Regions from separate parts of the Homo sapiens genome. Here region 1 is linked to region 2. Evidence: chromatin contacts called from ENCODE Hi-C or POLR2A ChIA-PET data. All regions are on one chromosome and are shown on one strand. Each heading gives the region's core, a stretch centred on a gene start or an enhancer-like site at or near the end of the contact. The rest is flanking DNA. Distances are from core to core; before and after follow the strand shown. Region 1 has its middle 32 kb from the start of ANXA5. Region 2 has its middle 100 kb from the start of ANXA5.

Region 1 (4,917 bases), core at 1,049-3,548, 130 kb before region 2:
AGAAACACTGAGATAGATTAAAGAGAAAAGCCAAGATAATAGTCCTAAAATTTGTCAGTCTTAAGACATCTCAATGAAATGCCATATATATACTACGTGTGTATATATACATATATTCATATATATATACTGTGTATATACTAATATATACAGATATATACTGTGGGTATACATATATCCACATATAACAAGAATAAAGGGGCCACTCCCCCCATGTTTCCTACACACTTCATGCAAATGTATGTTGACATACACACACATTGTATATGTAAACTTATAAAGTTTAAAGGGTCCTCTTGCCATATAGACCAATGGAACAGAACAGAGACCTCAGAAATAACACCACACATCTACAACCATCTGATCTTCAACAAACCTGACAAAAACAAGGAATGGGGAAAGGATTCCCTATCTAATAAATGGTTCTGAGAAAACTGGCTAGCCATATGCAGAAAACTGGAACTGGACCCCTTCCTTACACCTTATAAAAAAATTAACTCAAGATGAATTAAAGATTTATGTGTAAAACCCAAAACGATAAAAACCCTAGAAGAAAACCTAGGCAATATCATTCAGGACATAGGCATGGGCAACAACTTCATGACAAAAACACCAAAAGCAATTGCAACAAAAGCTAAAATTGACAAATGGGGTATAATTAAACTAAAGAGCTTCTGCACTGCAAAAGAAACCATTATCAGAGTGAACAGGCAACCTACAGAATGGGAGAAAATTTTTGCAATCTACCTGTCTGACAAAGGTCTAATATCCAGAATCTGCAAGGAACTTAAACAAATTCACAAGAAAAAAACAAACAAACCCATCAAAAAGTGGGCAAAGTATATGAACAGACACTTCTCAAAAGAAGACATTTATGCGGCCAACAAACATATGAAAAAAAGGTCTACATTACTGATAATTAGAGAAATGCAAATCAAAACCACACTAAGATACCATCTCATGCCAGTCAAAATGGGGATTATTAAAAAGTCAAGAAACAATAGATGCTGGTGAGGCTGTGGAGAAATAGGAACATTTTTACACTGTTGGTGGGAATGTAAATTAGTTCAACCATTGTGGAAGACAGTGTGGTGATTCCTCAAGGATCTAGAACCAGAAATACCATTTGACTCAGCAATCCCATTACTCGGTATATACCCAAAGGAATATAAATCATTCTACTATAAAGATACATGCACATGTATGTTTATTGCAGCACTATTTACAATAGCAAAGACATGGAACCAACCCAAATGCCCATCAATGATAGACTGGATAATGAAAATGTGGCACATATGCACCATGGAATACTATGCAGCCATTAAAAAGGAATGAGATCATGTCCTTTGCAGGAACATGGATGGAGCTGGAAGCCATCATCCTCAGCAAACTAACACAGGAACTGAAAACCAAACACTGCATGTTCTCACTGGTAAGTGGGAGCTGAACAATGAGAATACATGGACACAGGTTGGGCGTGGTGGCTCACACCTGTAATCTCAGCACTTTGGGAGGCCAAGTCGGGCAGATCACAAGGTCAGATCGAGACCATCCTGGCTAACAGAGCGAAACCCTGTCTCTACTAAAAATAAAAAAAAAAAAAAATGCAAAAAATTAGCCGGGTGTGGTGGTGGGCACCTGTAGTTCCAGCTACTCGGGAGGCTGAAGCAGGAGAATGGTGTGAATCCGGGAGGTGGAGCTTGCAGTGAGCCGAGATCGCACCACTGCACTCCAGCCTGGGCGACAGAGCGAGACTCTGTCTCAAAAAAAAAAAAAAAAAAAAAAGAGAATACATGGACATAGGGAGAGGAACAACCCATGCCAGGGCCTGTCAGGGAGTGGGGGCCAAGGGGAGGGAGAGCATTAGGGCAAATGCCTAATGCATGTGTGACTTAAAACCTAGATGATGAGTTGATAGGTACAAGTAACCACCACAGCACATGTATACCTATGTAACAAACCTGTACGTTCTGTACATGTATCCTGGAACTCAAAGTTTAAAAAAAAAAAAAGGTACTCTTGTCTGGTTTATTACTGTTGTATCATAAATCAGACTATTTAAAAGGTCTCGCCTTTCAAAATGCAGCAAGAATCAAGGGGCCACTCCCGCATGTTTCCTGCATACTCCATGCACAAGAATCGCCTTCTGCTTAGACTGCACTTCCCCTCCTGGGCAAACTCTTACTCACTCTCCAACACCCAGTTCAATTGTTACATGCTTTTTAAAGAATTTCATGTGCCCCAGTGGCATTTTATAGATATGGTCTATCACCATGTTTACATTTTATTGTGTTAGTTATGAGTGTATCTCCCCACAAGATTGGGAACTATGTCTTACTCACTTTTCCATTTCTGGCCCTTAGTGCAGTGCTTGTCACAAAGCTTTTCCACAGTAAATGGCTCAGGGTTTGACTGCCAGAGTGGCAGTGTAGAAGCTGAAAATCTGGATTCCAACCCTTCTCTGCTCCTCATTAGCTGTATGACCTTAGCCAAGTCTTTTAAATCCTTAAAAATTCAGTTTCCTCACCCACAAAATGAAGATGATAATACTTACAACTTGACAGCAGTGCCATGATTTAAAACCCCCCAGAGATATTAGTGCCTCTTTGGGAAATGAGCTGGGTTAGAATATATGAAATTTATCATTAGAATTTTGTAGCTGGGCATAGCATGGTTTTGACAGAGGTCTCCCGAGGGGAAATTTGAGGTATTATGAATTATTTAATTATGACTATAATATTTAATAACTACTTGCCTTAAAATATTTTTTAAAGAAATTATATCCTTCAATTCCCAGAAATGCATCCAGGGGACTTTATTCAGGGCTGGAGGGAGACCTCAGAACCAGCATTCTTTGGGGATTACTGTACTTGGGACCAAAGGCTGAGGACGCCTGGCTTCATCCTCATTCATTGGGCAATGCCACAGGGAACATTTAACAACATTCCCGTGATGCTTCTGCTCTCTGTTTGTTGCATTGGAGGCAACTTGGAACAGAAAGATGATGGGCTCTGGGGCCAGATGATTCACCTACCTGTGTATCATGTTCAGGAAATTGTTTAACATTTCTGAGCCTCATTTTCCTCATCTTTTAAAAAATGAGAAAAATGGTCAGGCGCGGTGGCTCATGCCTGTAATCTCAGCACTTTGGGAGGCAGAGGCAGTTGAATCATCTGAGGTCAGGAGTTCAAGACCAGCCTGGCCAACATGGCGAAACCCCTTCTCTACTAAAAATACAAAAATTAGCTGGGACATTCCCACACTTGTAGTTCCAGCTACTCAGGAGGCTGAAGCAGGAGAATCACTTGTACCCGGTGGGTAGAGGCTTCAGTGAGCCAAGATCGCACCATTGTACTCTAGCCTGGGCAGCAGAGTAAAACTCAAAAAGGGAAAAATAACAAAAGTTCTTTCTCCCATACTTGCTTTGAAACGGAAATAAGGTCATATGAATAAAAGATCTAACAGACGTGGGGCCCATAGTGAATACTTGCCCAGTATTAGCTGAATTTTATTCATGGAGGACAAAGCACTTTCGTTTGTTTGTTTGTCTTTTTGAGACAGAGTCTCACTTTGTCGCCCATGCTGGAGTGCAGTGGTGCGATCTCAGTTGGTTCAAGTGATTCTTGTGGTTCAGCCTCCAGAGTAGCTGGGATTACAAGCGCCCACGACCACACCCGGCTACCTTTTTGTATTTTTAGTAGAGATGGGGTTTCGCCATGTTGGCCAGGCTGGTCTTGAATGCCCGGCCTCAAGTGATCCGCCTGCCTCAGCCTCCCAAAGTGTTAGGATTACGGGCATAAGCCACTACATAGCCAGGACAAAGCACATTTTAAACATCTTTCTCCACTGTGTGGTAGTATCTGGCTTGCCTTTTCACTATCAGAGGCTCTGGTGCAAAGAGCCGTGAACTCACGTATTAAATTCTTCTAGTGTTCTTAATAGGGGTATTATTTTTGCCTAGTAATAATGATCATATTCATAACAATAGCAACCACAGTGAACATATACTAAACATTAGTGTGCTTGCATTTTTCTACATGCTTCGTATATACTAACTCAACAGTACTGTGAAAAAAGTTCTAATATTAACCCCCCTTAACAGGCTGAGGTGCAAATGGATTAAGAAATTGTTCAGTGTCACTCACACAGTTGGAAACTGGGGAACCAGGATTTTAAAACAGATGTTTGCCACCAGAGCACATCTTCTTAACCACTAGGCCTCACTGTCTGATGGCTGCGTGTTGGTTTGTTCATTCATCCAGTAAATGCATATTGAGCAGTTATTTATACCAATCATTGAAACCGAGTGGATGAATAAGACACACTTTCAATTCTCAGAGAGTTCACAACTTAGTAGTCAAGACAGATAGGTAAATAAATGGCTTCCATGTAATGTGGTTAAAACAACAGCAGAGGTCAGTATTAGGTACAGTGGAAGCACTAATGTGGCAGGACTTGATTCTATGGCTAATTTCCTCCTGACAGATAAAGGGGCCCCTTGAATGAACTAAACAGTGAACAGGTAAATGGCCCTGCTACAGAAATGAGTACCCAGCAGCTGCTGTGGCTGGTCAGATGCAGGTAACTGCTGATCAGTCTAGTGTGAAACCTACTTAGAGATCATTTAGGTAGTCATTCAGCCCAATATTTTACTACTTGAGTTATCTTCTTTGTCTGAGAAAAGAAAGATAATAAAATACTATGTGACTTAGAAGCCAGGCAGTTGCTATATGTGTTCTCATGATCAATAAAACTGATAAACTACGAAACAGATACTCAACTTGTCCTATAAAAACAAAAAAGTGCTGTGGTTTTGACGTTCACGTTCTACAAGACTGTGTTTTCGTCAGTGTTAGATTGCGAGATGGTGATCTCAAAGTTTGTTCTGAGCAGGGGGAAGTAAGAAAAAAAAAGTTT
Region 2 (4,603 bases), core at 1,543-4,042:
CAGACTCCTCTGCAACTAGGACATTGCATATGCACTAGGGTCCATCCTGTGTACAGCTGCACTTACACAAAACTGATATGGAACTGAGTTACAAGGGAGAGAGGCAGACGTGGGGCTACATTTTGTTGGAAAAGGGTGGAAGAGATGATGTAATTCTGGAGCTAGAACCATCGTCATAGGAACAGCACTAATACCAGCCCACTGATTCAGCCACAAATCCACAGGGGCAGAGGCAGGGTAAAGGTAGAAACTCCTTGAGAGGCCTAATTCTGTGTTGTGGTTAATGAAGTCATCATAGTCTGTTTTCTCAGCTCTCTTAACAATTCTGTGAACTAGTCATATCACTTAGTAATTCCTCTTGCATCAATCAGGTAAAGAAGATTCTACTGTCTCCAACTATGAATCCTGACCAAACTGGTAAAAATGTAAATTAAGGGAATGGTCATGGAATTTGATAGGTGGATAAAGATATAAACCAAATTATGGGGTTTATGTTTATTATTTACATGGAATTGTTTTTTACAGGTGTAATGCCTGTATATAGTCTTTTATGCTAAATAAAATTGTCAAAGAAAAATGATCCCTATTTTGTCTTTGCCTTGGCTTAGAAATATGAACTATATAGAAATGGGTGAGCTTTGTTTACACAAAATTATGAGTTTGATACCACATAAATCTTCTAAATATTTGTGTGGCCCAAAGATGCTAACAAAAGCAAAAGAAAAATAATAAAGTGGCTATTGGTGTTTTGGAAGTGTACAAAAAGACTCACAAAATGGTTAACAGGAAATAAGCTCTAGTTTTATGTTTATTTTATACAAATAAAAATATGATGCTAAGTCCTGTAAAAAGTTATTCTCTAATTAGCCAGGCATGATGGCAGGTGCCTGTAATCCCAGCTACTCGGGAGGCTGAGTTGGGAGAATCTATTGAACCCGGGAGACAGTGGTTGCAGTGAGCTGAGATCACGCCACTGCACTCCAACCTGGGCGGCTGAGGAGACTCCATCTCAAAAAAAAAAAAAAAAATGTTATTCTCTATAAGGTTGATGTGGTGCAAAAGTTATTGAATAAGATTTATTAAACTGTGCTGGCACAATATATCACACAAACACATAATATTGTTTGTATGGTTCAATTCAGACTAAACAATGGTACTAGTTCTCTTCCTTGCAGATGAATGTGAACAGCATCCTGTGAGATTCAGTGTTTTTAAAGCTCCCTGCAATCTGAGAGATGGTTATTTATCACCATAATAAATAATATTTATTTGTGGTTTTGAGGTATTTTATGTAGGCAGGACTATTAATAATGAGTATACTTTATACACCAGGATTTGAAAGGGTATTTATTTCATATCGAGGTAGGTTTCTTTGTGTTATAGGAAAGAAAATAAAATAAATTCCTTGGGTAAGCATTTTCTCCACTATCAATCAGGGTTATCCATTGTCAAAAGGACCTTCTTTTACTAGTTATAGCAGAATATAAATGTATTAGCATGAGTCGTGTGGTTTGCAGAAATCTCTGGCAGGTTTGGACCACCAGAAGATGGCTCAAACCATGCTCTGCTGCTGGGACTCAGATATGGCAGTTCACTATTACCCAGGGCTGGCTTTGGGTATTGCCATTGGGCCTCCTCAAAACAAATGAATGTCTGTCACATCATATTCCCTTGCAGGAGTGAATTTTACACAGCTTCTTCATCTTCCTGTTACTTTTGCCTTGACCAGGTGATGGGCAAGATGCTCATTCCCTGTCTGAGTCCTGTCTGCTAGGGACCAGGGAAAGGTCCTGCTGGCTTTTACCTTGGGGAGGTGAGGCTTTTTATGGCAACAAGTTCCCATACACTGTAAAGATGTGCACAGTTGCTATGCAGCCTCAACGTATAACAAATATCCATTCTACTATATCCTTTGATGAAGGAAGCACAGTCACAGAGATGGGAATATAATTCTTTCTGAATTTCCAGCCTGTTTCATTTGGTCCTCTTTATCTAAATCATTTCTTGAAAGCAGCTCAGGAGTGAGAAACTAATGCGAAAGTGTTGATGGCTTTTGGATGTTGTGATATTGATTGATTTTACCTTCACAATTATGAATTTGTAAAATCAAGTATAGATATACCTAATACACAATAGTCATGAAATAGAATACTTGACTATTGATAAAACAGTGGAATGTAGAGAAGGATCTTTAAAAATTCTTTCCAGATACCAACATGCTTACCCATTTCACCTTTTACAAAGTCCCAAAGGAGTTTGGAAAAAAGTAGGCTGACTTTTTCTCTTTAAACAGATTTTTTTTTTTTTTTTTTGTAAAGAGAGTAAAGGCTTCCAAGGGGAAAGGATCAACTAAACAGGTCCAGTTTATGTGGAATGCTCTCGGAGTGATGGAAATCCCAGAGAAGCGGAAGGTGATGTGGAGAGATGGGAATGAATGGAATTTTCTTCCTTCAGTAAAGTAGGTTTATAGAGAGGTAGTGTTAGTTTTCTCCAGGTTCCAACTGGACAGAAATAAATAAAAAGGTAGTAGGAGGGGATCAGGGTTCCTAGTTGCATGCAACAGAAACCACATCTGGATAGCTTGGGAGAAAAGATATTTGTTGGAAAAATGTTGAATAGCTTATGAATCAAGTTTAGGAAATAGTCAAGAGCTAAGGAAGTCTGTGTAGCTGAGAATATGACCAGATTCATGTCTCAGGAAAGTCTGGTAGAATGTCACTGCTGTTGCTACTGGATACTTGCCACCATTTCCATGGACACTCAATTTCGCAATCCTCTTATGAATGAATAACAGGATACTCCTGTATGTTAACATCATCCCCTCAGGATTCCAAGTATTGTGTGGAAGTTCCTACTGGGAGAGTTGAGGCCACATGCTATTCCAATAGCTGCCAGGGACCTTTCTGGCTTTCCTGGTGAAAGGGGACAACCTATCATCCATCAAGATCTTCAAATAAAGATTCCTTCCCTCCAATAGGAAGCCTGATCGAATACCATGTAACCAAAAGTAATAGCATCAGCCTTGACAAATATCTACCACTTGGGAGTCAACAACCCTCGGTTGTGAGAAAAACGTCATGTACTCAGGCTGCCCACAGTCTTCCTGGGTTCAGGTTGGCTAGAGGTGGAAAAGGGACATCTATATTGAAACCTACCTGAGAGGCATCCTGTCCAGATCAATGTGGGTGGCCAAAATCAGCTGGAATCACAGCTGCTGGAAAGGTGACTGGGAGAAGTGTGAGGAGGTATAGTAGACGAAGAGCAGCCAAAGGTATGGGATACTGAAGCGGCATCTCGCCTGCAGTGAGTTACAGAACATCTCAGTGATGCCCTCAGCCATTAGCAGCACTGCAGCTGGTGAACAGAAAGGGAGAAAGAGGATGCAGGCGTTTCAGAATGATCATGGCTATGGATTTAATTACAATTATTGAATTATACAAACCCACTCAATTATCCTTGACAGGGATAGTGGTCAGACATGTTACCCAGATAGCTTTATTTATTCATTTTTCTTGAAGAAAAATGGCCCTATAATTTTTATAAAAATGACATATGCCATCATTAATAATTCAAACAATATAGAAAAGTCCATGTCAAAAGTCAACTATTGCCCTCTGGAAAAAATAATTAATGTTTGGTGAATAATTTGTGAATATTACTTAGACATCTCTATCCATATATATTGCTAAAACAATAGCTAAAAATATTATTTTTTGAATGAAACCCAACAAATAATATTTGAAAGAGTTACTAAACTTCAGGTATATCTTTCTTCACTCATAAAAATTTGGAGGATAAATTTTAAAATTGATGAGTCATGCAATATGTAAAGTTTAATAAAATTTTACAAGTAAATATGCTTTTTATTGACACTAGACATTATAATAAAGCTTGATGCATTTTTATAAACAAATATACCCATATAACTACAATCCAGATCAAAATTTAGAACATCTCCAGCCTCCCAGTCAGTATTGTGCTCCCACAGGTAACCCACCATTCTGACTTCTAGCACCAAAAATTAGTTTTGCTTGTTTTTGAACTTCAAATAAATGAAATCGTACAGTGCATATTCTTTTGTGTCAGTCTTCTTTTGCGTACCATTAGCATCTCTGAGACCCGTTCACATTGTTGAATATAGCAATAATTCAGTCTTTTTCATTACTGTACACATTCTATTGCATAACATACTACAATTAATTTATTCATCCTACTGCTGATAGACATTTGGATTGTTTCTAGTTTTTGCTTCTTATAGATAAAACTGCTTCTAACATTATTTTATGTTGTTTGGTGCACATATGCACTCATTTTGTTGGGGATATATCTAAGAGTGGAATTGCTGGATTGTAAGGCCTATATACATCCAACTTTAGCAGATACTGCCAAAGAGTTTTAAAAAGTGGCTGCACTGCTGTACATTTCCATTAGCAGTGTGAGTTTTGGCTGTTCCACAACTTTACTAACATATGGTAATTTTGAAAAGGCATCCTGATAAATTTTAGTGTTATCACATTTTGGCTTCATTTCTGTAACCAAAGTTGTTGGACATCTTTTCATATGCTTATTTGTTATTTGGATGCTGTATTTTTTAAAAGTCCCT

The links. A loop is a pair of places that touch in the nucleus more often than their neighbours do. ChIA-PET counts read pairs that join two places held with the same protein, here RNA polymerase II (POLR2A). Pooled maps may share reads with other maps.
Region 1: a pooled map shows a loop between it and region 2 (2.2-fold over the local background). The contact joins two enhancer-like sites. A Hi-C loop is called at or near these places in 6 of 50 pooled maps. POLR2A ChIA-PET finds 5 or more read pairs at or near these places in 2 of 52 experiments (H1 and activated naive CD4-positive, alpha-beta T cell).

What each region holds. Positions count from the first base shown.
Region 1 is chr4:121,726,357-121,731,273 of GRCh38, reverse strand. No RefSeq gene overlaps it. Among named protein-coding and RNA genes, the nearest start is that of ANXA5, 32 kb to the right of the region's middle. RefSeq lists a silencer at 4,209-4,388. Within about 2 kb of position 2,298, at least 4 of the 41 ENCODE cell types and tissues checked have a DNase peak (open chromatin) inside an H3K27ac peak, as active enhancers do.
Region 2 is chr4:121,593,165-121,597,767 of GRCh38, reverse strand. No RefSeq gene overlaps it. Among named protein-coding and RNA genes, the nearest start is that of ANXA5, 100 kb to the left of the region's middle. Within about 2 kb of position 2,792, at least 2 of the 41 ENCODE cell types and tissues checked have a DNase peak (open chromatin) inside an H3K27ac peak, as active enhancers do.